Regions from separate parts of the Homo sapiens genome. Here region 1 is linked to region 2. The links are chromatin loops, found by intact Hi-C in ENCODE. Cell type or tissue: Caco-2. All regions are shown on one strand. Links, peaks and the distances in the headings refer to the core of each region. The heading gives the core; the rest is flanking DNA. Region 1 holds the start of SFRP5 (secreted frizzled related protein 5). Region 2 overlaps GOLGA7B (golgin A7 family member B).

What was found. A loop is a pair of places that touch in the nucleus more often than their neighbours do. Peaks named below come from ENCODE experiments on the same cell type or tissue, not always from the same donor. Only the 100,000 strongest peaks of a DNase experiment are listed, where the experiment ranks them.
Region 1: a loop joins it to region 2, with 5 times the contacts of the local background. A loop is called at or near these places in 20 of 110 quality-filtered maps.

Annotation. Positions count from the first base shown.
Region 1 is chr10:97,771,779-97,778,088 of GRCh38, forward strand. It overlaps SFRP5 (secreted frizzled related protein 5), which reads right to left and starts at 221. Exons shown (of 3, transcript NM_003015.3): 1 at 1-221. The coding sequence starts at 55. RefSeq lists an enhancer at 3,054-3,348. In Caco-2, for the core only: no CTCF peak of the experiment used is centred there; a DNase peak (open chromatin) is centred at 3,200.
Region 2 is chr10:97,865,765-97,872,074 of GRCh38, forward strand. GOLGA7B (golgin A7 family member B) reads left to right here. Exons shown (of 5, transcript NM_001010917.3): 5 at 1-5,814. All of the region lies in intron 14 of CRTAC1 (cartilage acidic protein 1), which reads right to left. Among named protein-coding and RNA genes, the nearest start is that of MIR3085, 7.0 kb to the right of the region's middle. In Caco-2, for the core only: a CTCF peak has its summit at 3,810; a DNase peak (open chromatin) is centred at 3,767.

The DNA of each region.
Region 1 (6,310 bases), core at 1,216-5,215, 94 kb before region 2:
GCAGCAGCGCCAGCGCGGCCGTCCGCACGCCCCCCCCCGCCGCCGCCGCCCGCATGGCTGCGCCCTCTCCAGGTGCGCGCCGCGCAGCCCCCCGACGCTCGGTGCCCGGCGGCCCAGGTGTTCCGGCGTGCGCCCCCGGCCCTGACTCTACCCAGCCGCCGCCGCCGCCGCCGCGGAGGTCGCCCAGGTGGGTGGCAGCCTGCGCTGCGGGCGCCCCGACTGATCCTGGCGCCTCCCACCTCGGGGCTCCAGCCCGGGCCTCGCCGTGCGCCCCAGCCAATCTCCGGCCGCCTGGCCCCAGCTCCAAGGCGGGGAGGCAGTGGGGGCGGCCCTCAGCCCCTCCCGCACCCTGCCCGAGCGTCCCGCCCAGCGCCAGGTCTTGCGCCCCTCTCCCGGCTCGGCTCCCCTGCCGCAGCCCTGGCCTCGCCCAGCGTTTCTCCCCAGGGCTCCCTGCCTCCCTGGGCATTTTCCTCGACCCTCGCCTTCTCCATCCTTCCTCCTTATCTCTCTCCGCCACAGCCTCTCCTGTTCCTTTTCTCACTCACTTCACTTGCTTATCTCTCTGCCTTGGCTTTTCTCCCTCTGCTCTGTTTTCTCTTCCCCGACACCTCGGTTCCTCTTCTCCCTGGTGGGAGGCTCGTGCCACCCCACACCCTGGATCTTCTGGTCCTCCTGGCAGGTCTTCATTGAGCTTGGTGCCAGGCCCCATGCTGGCTGCTGGGGAATCAAAGATGGATATGACCCAGAACCCACCTCCAGGGCCAGGATAGTCTAGTGGGGGTGAAGGTAATCATAGCTTCTATTTAGTGAGCTCTTACTACCTGCCAGGGACGGTGCAAGGTGCAAGGTGCGGTGCAAGGTGCGGTGCAAGGTACGTTCCAAGCTTATCAGCTATTGCTAATGATAGCCAATACTTAGTGGGTGCTAATTGTGTGCCAAGTCTGATCTGAGCACATTGCATAAACTCCCTCAGCTAATTCTCACAATAAGGCTAGATGGTGGGTAGGTACTATTATTGTCCCCACCTTACAGATAAAGATCCTGCGGCAGAGAGGTTAAGCACAGATTAGAGCTGGGATTTGAACCCAGATAGTCTTTTTCGAGAGTCAGAGCCCAGAAACAACCAGGAGGCCTGGATTCTGAGTCTGTAGGCCTAATGACCAAGGGGATAGGGAGTTCAGAGAAGTGGAGTAACTGGCCCTTGGCCACACAGCTCATATGTGAAGGAGCTAGGATTTGAATCCAGATGTTGGGCTACAAAGGCCAGGGCTTAACCACTCTGTGGTAAGATAACTTCCAACCCATGGTAGGGAACACAGTGGGAAGAGGGGGAATTGATGGTGTGTCTGAGCAGGGCACCCAGGCAAGCATCAGAGGGGAGGGGACCTTCAGGAGCCCCATGCTTGGTGTCTTTCTCTCCTGTCTGAGTCCTGCCTTTCATTGGCTCTCCCTTGAGAGGAATTTGGACTGGAGGCTTGAAGGGAGGGGAATTCCTTCCTGAGAGCCTAGCCTGACACCTGACCTCCCAGTCTTTGGTGGGGAGGGTACCTTGGGGAGGTGTCTCCTAGGAGGGCGTGGGGAGCTGGGGGCTGGCTCTGCTGGAAGGCAGGAGTACTGGGCACTTTCCCCCTCTGCTCCTCCCCTTAGTCCCACTAATGGATGTTTCCAGGGCTCCTGTCTTCCTCTGGGTCTGTCCTTGCAGTGGTAGTGGAGAGGGGTGAGGGGCCACTCCTTAATATTCACAGAAAATGCATAGAGTACCTACTATCTGCAAGGCATGGGGTAGGGTATGCATGGGGACACAGAGGTGCAAAAGACATGGCTCTGTTCCTTCTGATCTAGTTGTAAGAAAAAGATACAAGGCAGGCAGAGGAGGCAGGAGAAGCCTCATCTCACTGAGCCCCAAGGGTGGGACAAGCCGTGTTTGATGTCCAGGATGACCTAGTGGGGTCCAGGTAGAGTAAACTTTGGCCTTCTTTTCCCCTCTCCCTCTCCCAGCCCCCAGCATGAAGAGGTTATGCAGATGGCCACTCAGAAGGTGAAGGACTGGTCTCTGCAGGGCCAGGCAGTGCAGTGTAGCAATGGTGCGAGAGCCTGGGCTCTGCAGACGATGGAGCCAGGTTCAGATCCTGGCCACATATTAGCTGTATGACCTTGGGCAAGTACTTAACCTCATTTCCTTCTTTGTAAAATGGAATTTCTTCAGCAGTTACTGTGAGAAGCAAATAAGGTGAATGGAAAGAAAGCCCCCTGCACAGTGCCAACACACAGAATGAACACCTAGGAATGTTAGATCCCCAAGGGACGTGTGACTTTGAGGTAAAAATGTGCTGTATGGGCTGGGTGCAGTTGTTCTCGCCCGTAAATCCCAGCACTTTGGGAGGCTGAGGTGAGAGGATCGCTTGAGCCCTGGAGTTTGAGACCAGCCTGGGCAACACAGCAAGACTCCATCTCTACAAAAATTAGAAAAGTTAACTGGGTATGGTGGCATGCGCCTGCAATCCCAGCTACTCTGGAGGCTGAGGTGGGAGAACTGCTTGAGTTCAGGAGTTCGAGGTTACAGTGAGCTGTGATTGCACCATTGCACTCCAGCCTGGGCAACAGAGCAAGACCCTGTCTCTTAAAAAAAGAAAGTGGTGGCTGGGCATGGTGGCTCATGCCTGTAATCCCAGCACTTTGGGAGGCCGAGGTGGGCAGATCACCTGAGGTCAGGAGTTTGAGACCAGCCTGGCCAACATGGTGAAATCCTGTCTCTACTAAAAATACAAAACTTAGCCGGGCGTGGTGGTGCGTGCCTGTAATCCCAGCTACTCAGGAGGCTGAGGCAGGAAAATTGCTTGAACCCAGGAGGAGGAGGTTGCAGTGAGCTGAGATCATGCCACTGCACTCCAGCCTGGGAGACAGAGCAAGACTCCGTCTCAAAAAAAAAAAAAAAAAAAGAAAGAAAGTGGTGTGTGTTCTGAAAGCCCTTGGATGCCTTGGTTCTGGCTCTGGTTTGGGGCTCTGAACAGCAGTTCTGCCCCTGCACCCTGACTCTCCCACCCCTCCAGGCTTGGCAGGCTCCTGCCCTCCAGGGAAGGTATGGCCTTGGGCACTGACGGTGTGTTAGAGCCTCCCAGGTGGTTGTGCAAAGTGCTGCCTCCTTGGGCAGCTGGTCGGCTGTGCTGTTCTTGGCGTCCCAGTACCTGGCCTGGACAGAGCAGGGCTTTGTTTCTACTGGTGGTTATGTAAGAACTGCGCATGATCAGAGAGCTGTGAGTCCACACCTGACAGCTCCGAGGGCTGTAACGGGCAGAGGGGACTGGCTGAAAGCCTCCTGGAAGAGGAGCATGGACACTCTTTACCTGGCAGCTCTGTCGTGGGGACCCCCGGGGGCCCCTGACACGGGACAGGGTGAATGCAAGGAGGGAAACTTGACAGGAACCAAGCCGAGGTGAGGGCTGCACCATGGGGCTGTTGTCAGGGGAGCTCTCTCTCTGTGGCCATTTGACCTGGTTCTGCAGCCTGGGCAGGAGAAGGCTGCTCTCTGATGTAGTGCCCCTTCTTGCTGAGGCCGAACCAGGGCCTAAGCAGCAGGTGGAACACCTGGGCACTGTGCCGGGCATCTGTCCATCTTGGAGCATCCACAGCCTGTCCAGACCTTTCCCCCAGCTGATAAAGGGGACCATTTGTTCAAAAAAATGTGTATTCGTAGTTTGTTGTGAGCAAAGTTCTATATAAATACCTCTTAGATCAAACTTGCTAATTATGTTATCAAATTCTACATTTTTTCACTCTTTTATTGTCTATTTCAATGGTTCTCAAAGTATGGTCAGTGTTCCCCAGGGGGACCCCGAGACTCTTTCCGGAGGGGTATACAGGGTCAAAACTGTACATAATTCAAATGCCCATTCAAGGTACAAGATAGTCCAATGGATTTTAAGGTAATTGGGTAAGAGAAGCTTATTGATATGGTTTCAGATTCTGCATTACATTTAAGAAACTACACATGTCAGGCCAGGCGCGGTGGCTCATGCCTGTATTCCCAGCACTTTGGGAGACCGAGGTGGGTGGGTTGCTTGAGCCCAGGAGTTTTGAGACCAGCCTGGGCAACATGGTGAGACTCTGTTTCTACTAAAAATACAAAAAAATATCCAGGCATGGTGGTGTGTGCCTGTGGTCCCAGCTATTCAGGAGCCTGAGGTGGGAGGATCGACACTTGAGTGGGGGTTGGGGAGTGGGGTTTGTTGAGGGGAGGCAGTGGAGGTTGCAGTGAGCCAAGATCACGCCACTGCACTCCAGCCTGGGTGACAGAGCGACACCCTGTCTCAAGAAAAAAAAAAAGAAAGAAACTACACATGTCAGTCTTTGGGGTAGTATCAAAGAAGCATACTCACAATTAACTGAAAAGGCCATCAAAATACTCCTCCCTTTTCCAACTACATTTATGTGTGAGGCCAAATTTTCTTCATATACTTCAACCAAAACAACATATGGCAACAGACTGAATGCGGAAGCATATATGAGAATCTGCTGGCTTCTGTTAAGCCAGACATTAAAGAGATTTGCAAAAATGTAAAACAATGTCACTCTTCTCACTAAAATTATTTTTTGTTTTGAAAAATACAATTATTTTTCATAAAAATTTATATTAACATATAAACATTTATTATTTTAAAGCATTAATGCATTTAACTTTTTCCTCATTATTAATTCCAAATATGGTGAATAATGATAGGTATAAACCCACGTAAACAAAATCTCTTTGGGATTCTCAATTTTTTTCTTTTTTGAGAAGGAGTCTCGCTCTGTCACCCAGGCTGGAGTGTAGTGGCGCAGTCTCAGCTCACTGCAACCTCTGCCTCCTGGGTTCAAGTGATTCTCCCACTTCAGCCTCCCGAGTAGCTGGGATTACAGGTGCATGCCACCATGTCCGGCTAATTTTTGTATTTTTAGTAGAGACAGGATTTCACCATGTTGGTTGGCCAGGCTGGTCTCAAACTCCTGACCTCAGGTGATCCACCCACCTCAGCCTCCCAAACTGCTGGGATTACAGGTGTGAGCCACCGTGCCCAGCCTGGGGTCTCAATTTTTAAGAGTGCAAGGAGGTTCTGAGACCAAAATGTTTGAGAACTGCTGGGCTACTTAATCTGTGCATTTCTGATAGAGGTGTATGAAATCTATTGTGCATATGGGTTTGGCAATTTTTCCTTTTTTTAAAATCAATTTTTGCTTTATATACCTTAATGCTATGTTGTCAGGTGTATAAAAGCTTCATGATTATTATAGCTTCTGGTTGAATTGTAACTTCTATCTGTATGAAATATCCTTTTTTGTTTCTTTTAATGCCTTAGGCCTTAAGAATAATGATTTCATGAACCAACACTTAAATAGAACCTGCTATGGGCCAGGTATGGATGTGAAAGAGACTTGGTCCTTGTTGGTGTGGAGTACACAGGCACGGGAAGGCAGCGTATGTGGTGCGGCAGGCATAGTCTAGGCTTTGGAGTCAGACTGACCTGTGCTGAATTCTGAGCACTTCCTAGTGGTGTGTCCTTGGGCCTGTGTATGTTGGACCTTGAACCTCAGTTTCTTTATCTGTAAAATAGAGTTAATAGCATCTATGTACTGGTAGTGCTGGTTGCTGAAGGCTTCCTGAGATAATGAGTGACAGCAGCACCCTGCAGAGTGCCCTGTGTAGTAGCTCTGTGGTCAGTGCTGCAGCAGATCCGCCAGCCAGGAGATCTGCCCTGTTTATGCCTCCTGACAAGGCCCCCAGGAGAGGCAGTGTGGGGCAGTGGGGAGTACACCAAGCTGGGATTCAAAAGATCCTGAGTTACACCTTTTTAATTTACTAGCAAAAGTAATTTAATTACCTTTTAATTTACTGAGACCCTGAGTCTCAGTTGCCTCATCTGTGCGGTGGCGGGGACCACATTGCCCTGCATTCTCTGTGGGTTTATCTTGAGGATCCAGTGAGATAATGGAAGGGGCTTGGGATGATGATGGAGGTGGGGCTGAGGAATGGAAGGAGGCCCCCAGGTTCGCTGTTGCCTCCCCTGTCCCGGGCTATGAGGAGGCCTTGCCAGGACAGGCTTGCTTGGGCCCCCAGGAGGGCTGGGATGACTGAAGTGGTAAGACAGGGTCTTGTCATTATTTCAGACTCCTGGAATTGTCTGCCTTTTTTTTTTTTTCCTTTTTGAGATGGAGTTTCGCTATGTTACCAGACTGGAGTGCAGTGACTCGATCTCGGCTCACCGCAACCTCTGCCTCCTGGGTTCAAGCGATCCTCCTGCCTCAGCCTCCTGAGTAGCTGGGACTACAGGCGCGT
Region 2 (6,310 bases), core at 1,590-5,589:
TGCGCTACCAGAGCACCCGCTTCTGAGTCATTCTTTGGGCTCACCCTGCTGCCCGGGGTGGGAGGGAGGGTGACGGGCCTCATATTTCCTGTGGGCCATCAACCTATGCCCCCTGTCCCTCACCCCCGTCTGGATCAGTCCATTTCCTGACCTGGGGGCTTTTCCTTCCCGATGGGGCTGGTCTGGGCCACACAGAGACAGATCTTCCTAGGAAGGCTGGGGTGGGGAGAACACAACCTAGGCGGCCCCTCTCTTCCACAGCCCCTCTCCCAACCCTGCGAGGGGGGCCGAGGCCTGCCACATAGAGGACTCCCACACTGCATGACCCCTCATCCCAAACCCATATCCACCAGGACTCTTTCCCTTGGGCCCTGCGTCCCGTGGCTGTCTCCCAGTATCTGTTCCTTCTCATGCCCCTGCAGGGCCCCGGCCTGTCTATGATCCTGCCTCCACCAAATTCAAGGTGTGGGGAGACGGGTGCCGTGGTTGGGAGCTGTTCAGCGCACTCCTGACCTCTTCTAGACCTATGGCTTTCCTGTCCTGCATTCAGAGCTAGAGGCCAGCTCGGCCTTGCGAGAAGCATCCAACTTTGAGACTTTGCAGGCTGCCAGGTGCTGGTTGGGGGGCACAGAGCCTGGGGCTCTGGGAGGTAATATGGGGGTCTGGGAAACTCCGTGAAGAGACATAGCCATGCGGGGCCTGAATCTCCTGAACTACAGCCAGTTTCCTGAGATTAGAACCTGTGTGTATGCACATGTGAATGTATGTGTGAGTGCACATGTGTGTAAGTGCAGTGTGCGTAAATGTGTGAGTCTGCGTGTGTTAGCATGCCTGTATGTGAGCGCGTGTGTGAGCGCATGTGTGTGCACCAGTGCACAAGTGTATGAATGTGGACACATTTATAAGCACACCTGTGTGTGTCTGAGTACATGTGCACACACGTGTGCACAAATGTGCATTTATATGAGTGTGAGTGCATGCATGTGCATGAACATGTGTGCACAAGCATGTGTGTATGAGTGTTCATGTGTATGAGTGTGTGTGTATGCAGGTGAGTGCATGTGTGTGTGAGTGTGTTTGTGTGTTCCCCTTGGCTGCCAGGCCAACGACTGCTTCTCTGCATCCTGCTGTCTTCGCTACCTGAGGGTCTGTGACTTCTTCCCTGTGTGGGTCCAGCCTGACCCCCTGTAAGTAAATGTCCAAAAGCCCCTTGCCCCTCCCCTAGGGCTACCAGGGAACATACTCTACTGCATATGTTCTAGTGGAAGAGAAGCCGGGGTTCTAGGAAAGAAGAGCCAAACTTTGGTGGCCTTTGGTGCCCCCTCTCAGCTCCCCATGACAAGACAACGGGGCTGCAGACACTGTGTGTTCAGCCTGCCCAGGGGCTGGGGCTCTTTAAGGCTTTGTAGGTGAGGTTTCCATGGACCTTCAAAGGTGCCAGCAGCCTGCAGGGGAAAGGCAAACTCCCTCCTTGCAAGGAAAGGAGATGTCCAGCCAATGATGCCCGGCTTCTGAGGCCCAGAGGAGCAGGTGGGATGGGAGCAGCCCCTGGGGCTGGTGTCCCGAAGATGAAATGAAGGGGGCTGCCTATCTCAGTTGGCGGGAGGTGTTAGAAGTGGATGTGCAAGACCAGCCACTGGAGGTAGCTCTCTGGAGTCAAAGAGAGGCCTGCTTTTCTACCAGACATGGGAGCAGCATGTAGGATACAAGGGCCTACCCAGAGACCAGAGAGAGTCAGCCTAGTCCTTGCAGCCTCAGGAAGTCCTCGGCCCAAGTGAGTCCTGGTCCAAGGATCCCCCTGGAGAGCCGCAGTTCAGTGGGCTCCACCGCAGCCCCTGGCCACGGCCTATGCCCTCCCTGGGCCCCTGTGGGGCTGGGCATTGTGTCTGACCTGTGCATCTCCCATGGGAGGGCTGGGCACAGGCAGTGCTATGGCCTTTTTTTTTTTTTTCTTTTTCCAATAAAAGAACTTGCCCAGCGTGAAGCTCTGTGATGCTTTCTCTGCCCCGTGACGATGGAGGGTCAGTTCTATGCTCCAGGACCACATGAGGGGATACTCAGCTGCCTGAACTGGACCTGACATGGGGAGCAGGATGAACTCTGTCTTCTTGGAGCTTGCAGTCTACTGAAGAGGCAGACACCTCAGCATCTCTAATCTGGAATCTTTGGGGCACTTGTAGCCTTGGGTGGGGGAACAGGTTGGACTGAAAGCGAGGCCAAAAGTAATCAATTAATGATATCAATAAATCCTCATTTCTTGAGCTCTTCCCCTGGGTTGGGTCCTGTTGGGAGCTGGATCACACAGGTCACTCAGTACTGAAGATGAGAAAGTAGCTGGATGATCACTTCTCGGCCTTTTGGCCAAGATCAAATATGGAGAAAGTAGCTGGATGTTGGAACCTAGCAGAGTTGTGTCTTGAATTTTATAATTTATTGAGCACCTACTATGTGCCAGATACTTTGCTGAAACCATATGTTAGAGCTGGCAGGGGATTTAAAGATCACTTGAATCCTGTCACAGAGGTCCAGAGAGGGTGGGTGACTTGCCCTAGGCCACACAGCTGGTTGATGATAACAGGGCCCAAGCTTGGAACCCAGGTCTCCTGACTCAGTGCCCACTCTGTTACCACAGGGATGGCACCCAGATGGGAAGCTGCCTGAGGCTGCAGGGAGGCTGGGATCACAAACTCAGGCCTGTTCCCAGAGAGGGGCTCATCAGACTGTGGGGACAACGGCTCCAGCCTCTTAGGTGGGGGCTGGGCAGTCCCCTCTGGGTGGTTCTCATGTTTGTTGTCACTGCCGCTAAGGGCTGCAGTGAGCTGTGTGCAGCCTGGACTCACTCCCTCTGCTGGAACCTGGGCCGTGTGTGGGTTGCCACAAGTGAGCGTGTTCTCTAATATGAGGGCAGGTTCATTCTGTTTTGGGATAGGAAGTTTGTTCTACCCCGAGGCCAGATTTGAATCCAAACTCAGCTCTTCTAGAGATGAGGTCCTGGGGAGGGGGTGAGGATTTACTAAACGGGTAAAACCAAATCTGGGTGCTTATCTGACTGAGAGGCATTCAACCCTTCCATTTTCAAATGGTAATCATAATAATAATAGTAGCTGACGTTTATTTAGCACTTCCTATGTGCCAGGCACTAGGCTAAGACTCTACATAATTAGTCATTCAATTCTCACAGCAACCCTCTATGGCATGGATTCTTATTTCCCATTTTACATATGGGGAAACTGAGGCTCATGGACGTTAAGTAACTGGGAAATTGCAGATCTTGGCTTTGAATCTAGGCAATCTGACTCCAAACTGCAAGGAAGAAGACAGATCCAGCCTCAGAGGCCGCTTAACAGCTTGAGGGCCTCAGCCGTCCTGGGATTAGGATCAGGCAGATTCCCAGGGAAGGACTTGGAGCCATGCCTGGGTTTTGAGGCCGGGCTGGCACCTCCACTTCCAGGGCATCACGGGAGGGTGCATGGGCTGTGCTCGCAGGCATGCGGGACCCAGAGGCAGCCCGGTGAAGGGTAGTGGGGGACTCGACTCACTGTGGGCCTGGGGAGGTGTGGTTTCTCTCTGCTGGCTTAGTTACAGGTGGTGGCCTGTCTCTCCGGGGTCTGGCTGTAGCCATGTCCCTGCACCCACCTTGCCAGCCAGGGACAGGCCCCATCAAGACCCAGGAGCAGCTCCAGCCTCAGCCAGACTGTCCCCGAGGTCCCAAGTGAGGCCCCAGCCACTCAGGCATGCCTCAGGAAGCTCCTGCTGCACATGCTCCTCTCCCTGCGCCAGCACCCTGCTGTCTGGCTTCCTTCCTTTGGCCACAGGGCGGGTGTGTGTGAAACCACAGGGTTTACAGAAGCTCGAGGTGCCACTGAGTGGCAGGATTATGCACTGCACTCGGGGAATCAAAGGTGGAGACAGAAAGAACTATGGCTGTTGTGACACGTCCCCCACGGCTCCCCGGTTGGCAGCCACTGCCACCCGCAGGGACTTTTCTGTGGCTTCCAGAGGTGTGGGGCAAAGGTGGAGTCTGGTGACTTTCTCCCTAGGGCCAGCCCCTGGGCTGTCGAGCCTGGGAAACTCCACATCCCTCTCCACACCTCTAGAAGGACTCACAATGAGGGGGGCCCAGACAGGAGGCATCACCACCTGGTTTGGGCTTTACCATTCACCCAGGGATAAGGCAAGGCAAACACCACTCCACATCAGATCTGAATTTGAGCTCTGGCTTCATGACACTGACACATGAAGACTCTTGGAGCCTCAGATTCCCCAGTTGTTAAATAGGGAGACTAATATCTCACAGAGTTGTTTAGACCCGAGGCGTTCAACCTTGGTGGCAATGGATGTCAACTGGAAGCATGAAAAATCACCAATGCCTGATCCTATCCTCAGAGATTCTGATTTAATTGTTTTGGGGGACAGCTTGGGCATCAGGATTTTAAAGAGTTTCCCTGGTGATTTTAATGTGAAGGTAAGGCTGAGAATCCCTGGTTTTGACAGTACCTATAGCCTATAAGCCTTTAATACACCTCTGAAAATGCCTGAGACCTGAATAAGAAGTTTATGGTTCCACAGAAGCAGCCAGACACAAAAATGCATATGCACCATGTGATTCCCCTTATATGAAACTGAAAGACAGGCCAAACTCGCCTTTGATTGGGAGTCAGGATCAAGATTACCCTGGGTCGGGGGTAGCGAATGGATGGGGACCTGGGGGGCTTCTGGGAGCTCAGGATGTTCTGTTTCTTGATCAGAGTGCCAGTTACACGGGGTGCTCACTTCATGAGAATTCACTGAGCTGTATACTTAAGAGCTGTGTATTTGTCTGTACTGGTGATATATTTCAATAAAATTCACCAGAAAAGCCTGTTGGCTACAAAATAGGAAAAGAAAGGACACACTTGAAATTAACGTTTTGTTAAATATCTGGAAATGTAACACATATGCCAAACAGACAACTGCAACTCTATGTTACGTGTGTGTGTGTGTGTGTGTGTGAAAATGTAATGTCTGCTCTGCTGTGGGTGGGCCCTCTAAAAGGGAAGGTCCCTGATGCCTAAGAAAATCTGAAAACAGCCCAGGTTCACACCAGGAGTTCTTAACCTCGACCCGACTGCATTCAGGTGCATATTATGTGCCGTTATCTGAGGAGAGCATCTACAGCTTTCAGCAGATTCTCAAAGGGGTATGCAACCCCCTAAAAAGGTTAAGAACAATTGGTTTTGAGGAGTCAGTAAGAAACTGGCCATGAATGTGCTTGGCATGAAAGAGATGCTTGGTAATGTCGGTTTCTTTCCTTCCTTTCAGAGCCCAGCCTTCGGAGGTTTCCGCATGAGCCTTCTCGGGCGACTTCTAGGAGGATTTATTCCCCTGGCAGTGCCAAGGGCAGCCTGCACCAAGCTCACAACTCTTCCTCCAAGAGGATGTTCAAAGGGCCTGTCATTTCAGCATCTGCTGGACAGCAGAACTTCGCATGCAGGATCCTGGAGCTGCGTCGGGTTTTGAATCAGGGACAATGGAGGAAGTGGGAAACTGTGAAGAGAGTCAGAGGGCTGTGCCAGCTGCCCCCTTTCCCACCCCCAGCAATTCACTTAACTTTCCTGAGTCTCACCTTTGTCATTATGAGAATGTGTATATTTATAAATAATCATCTGTTTCTCCAATGTAAGATATTGTTATTGCAGAAGTGATACTAGGACCTCGTTATACGATGGCCTCATGATGTAGATTTATAGCAGGCTTCAGATTCTGGCATAGAATAAACAGATATTTATCCAAGGGTTCACTGATTCCCGAATAAATGCCAGGAACATTCATGTACATTATTATTCCATTTAATTCTCGAACACTGGGGTGTTGAAATCTTATTTTACAGATGAGGAAACTGACGTTCTAGGTGGTTAGGTAGCTTGACAAGGGCTAGTAAGTGTCAGAGCAAAGACTTGAACCTAAGTCTCTGACTCCAGATCCCACTCTCACTCTGCCACAAGAGTGAGACGTGGGAGAAGAGAGAGTGTTCTACCTGGATTGACTCATAAAGATAGAAGACAGATTCCAGACCAGAGAGAAACTCGTGGGCAAATGCATCCCCAGAAAAATTAGCTTTGCAGGGGCATGAAGGTACTAGTTATTTTGGAGTAATTCAAGTTATCGATTTCTGTAATGGAAAAGTGATTGGGAACCAGCTATCACCTGAGAACAGTGCTGAGTGAGGCCCCAAGAAGGGGGCAATGTTACACACAAGCTTACACACAGCTTACAAGACCTCAGAGATTGCGAGGGTCCTTTTCCCTGCTGCCCACAATTAATCAGTACA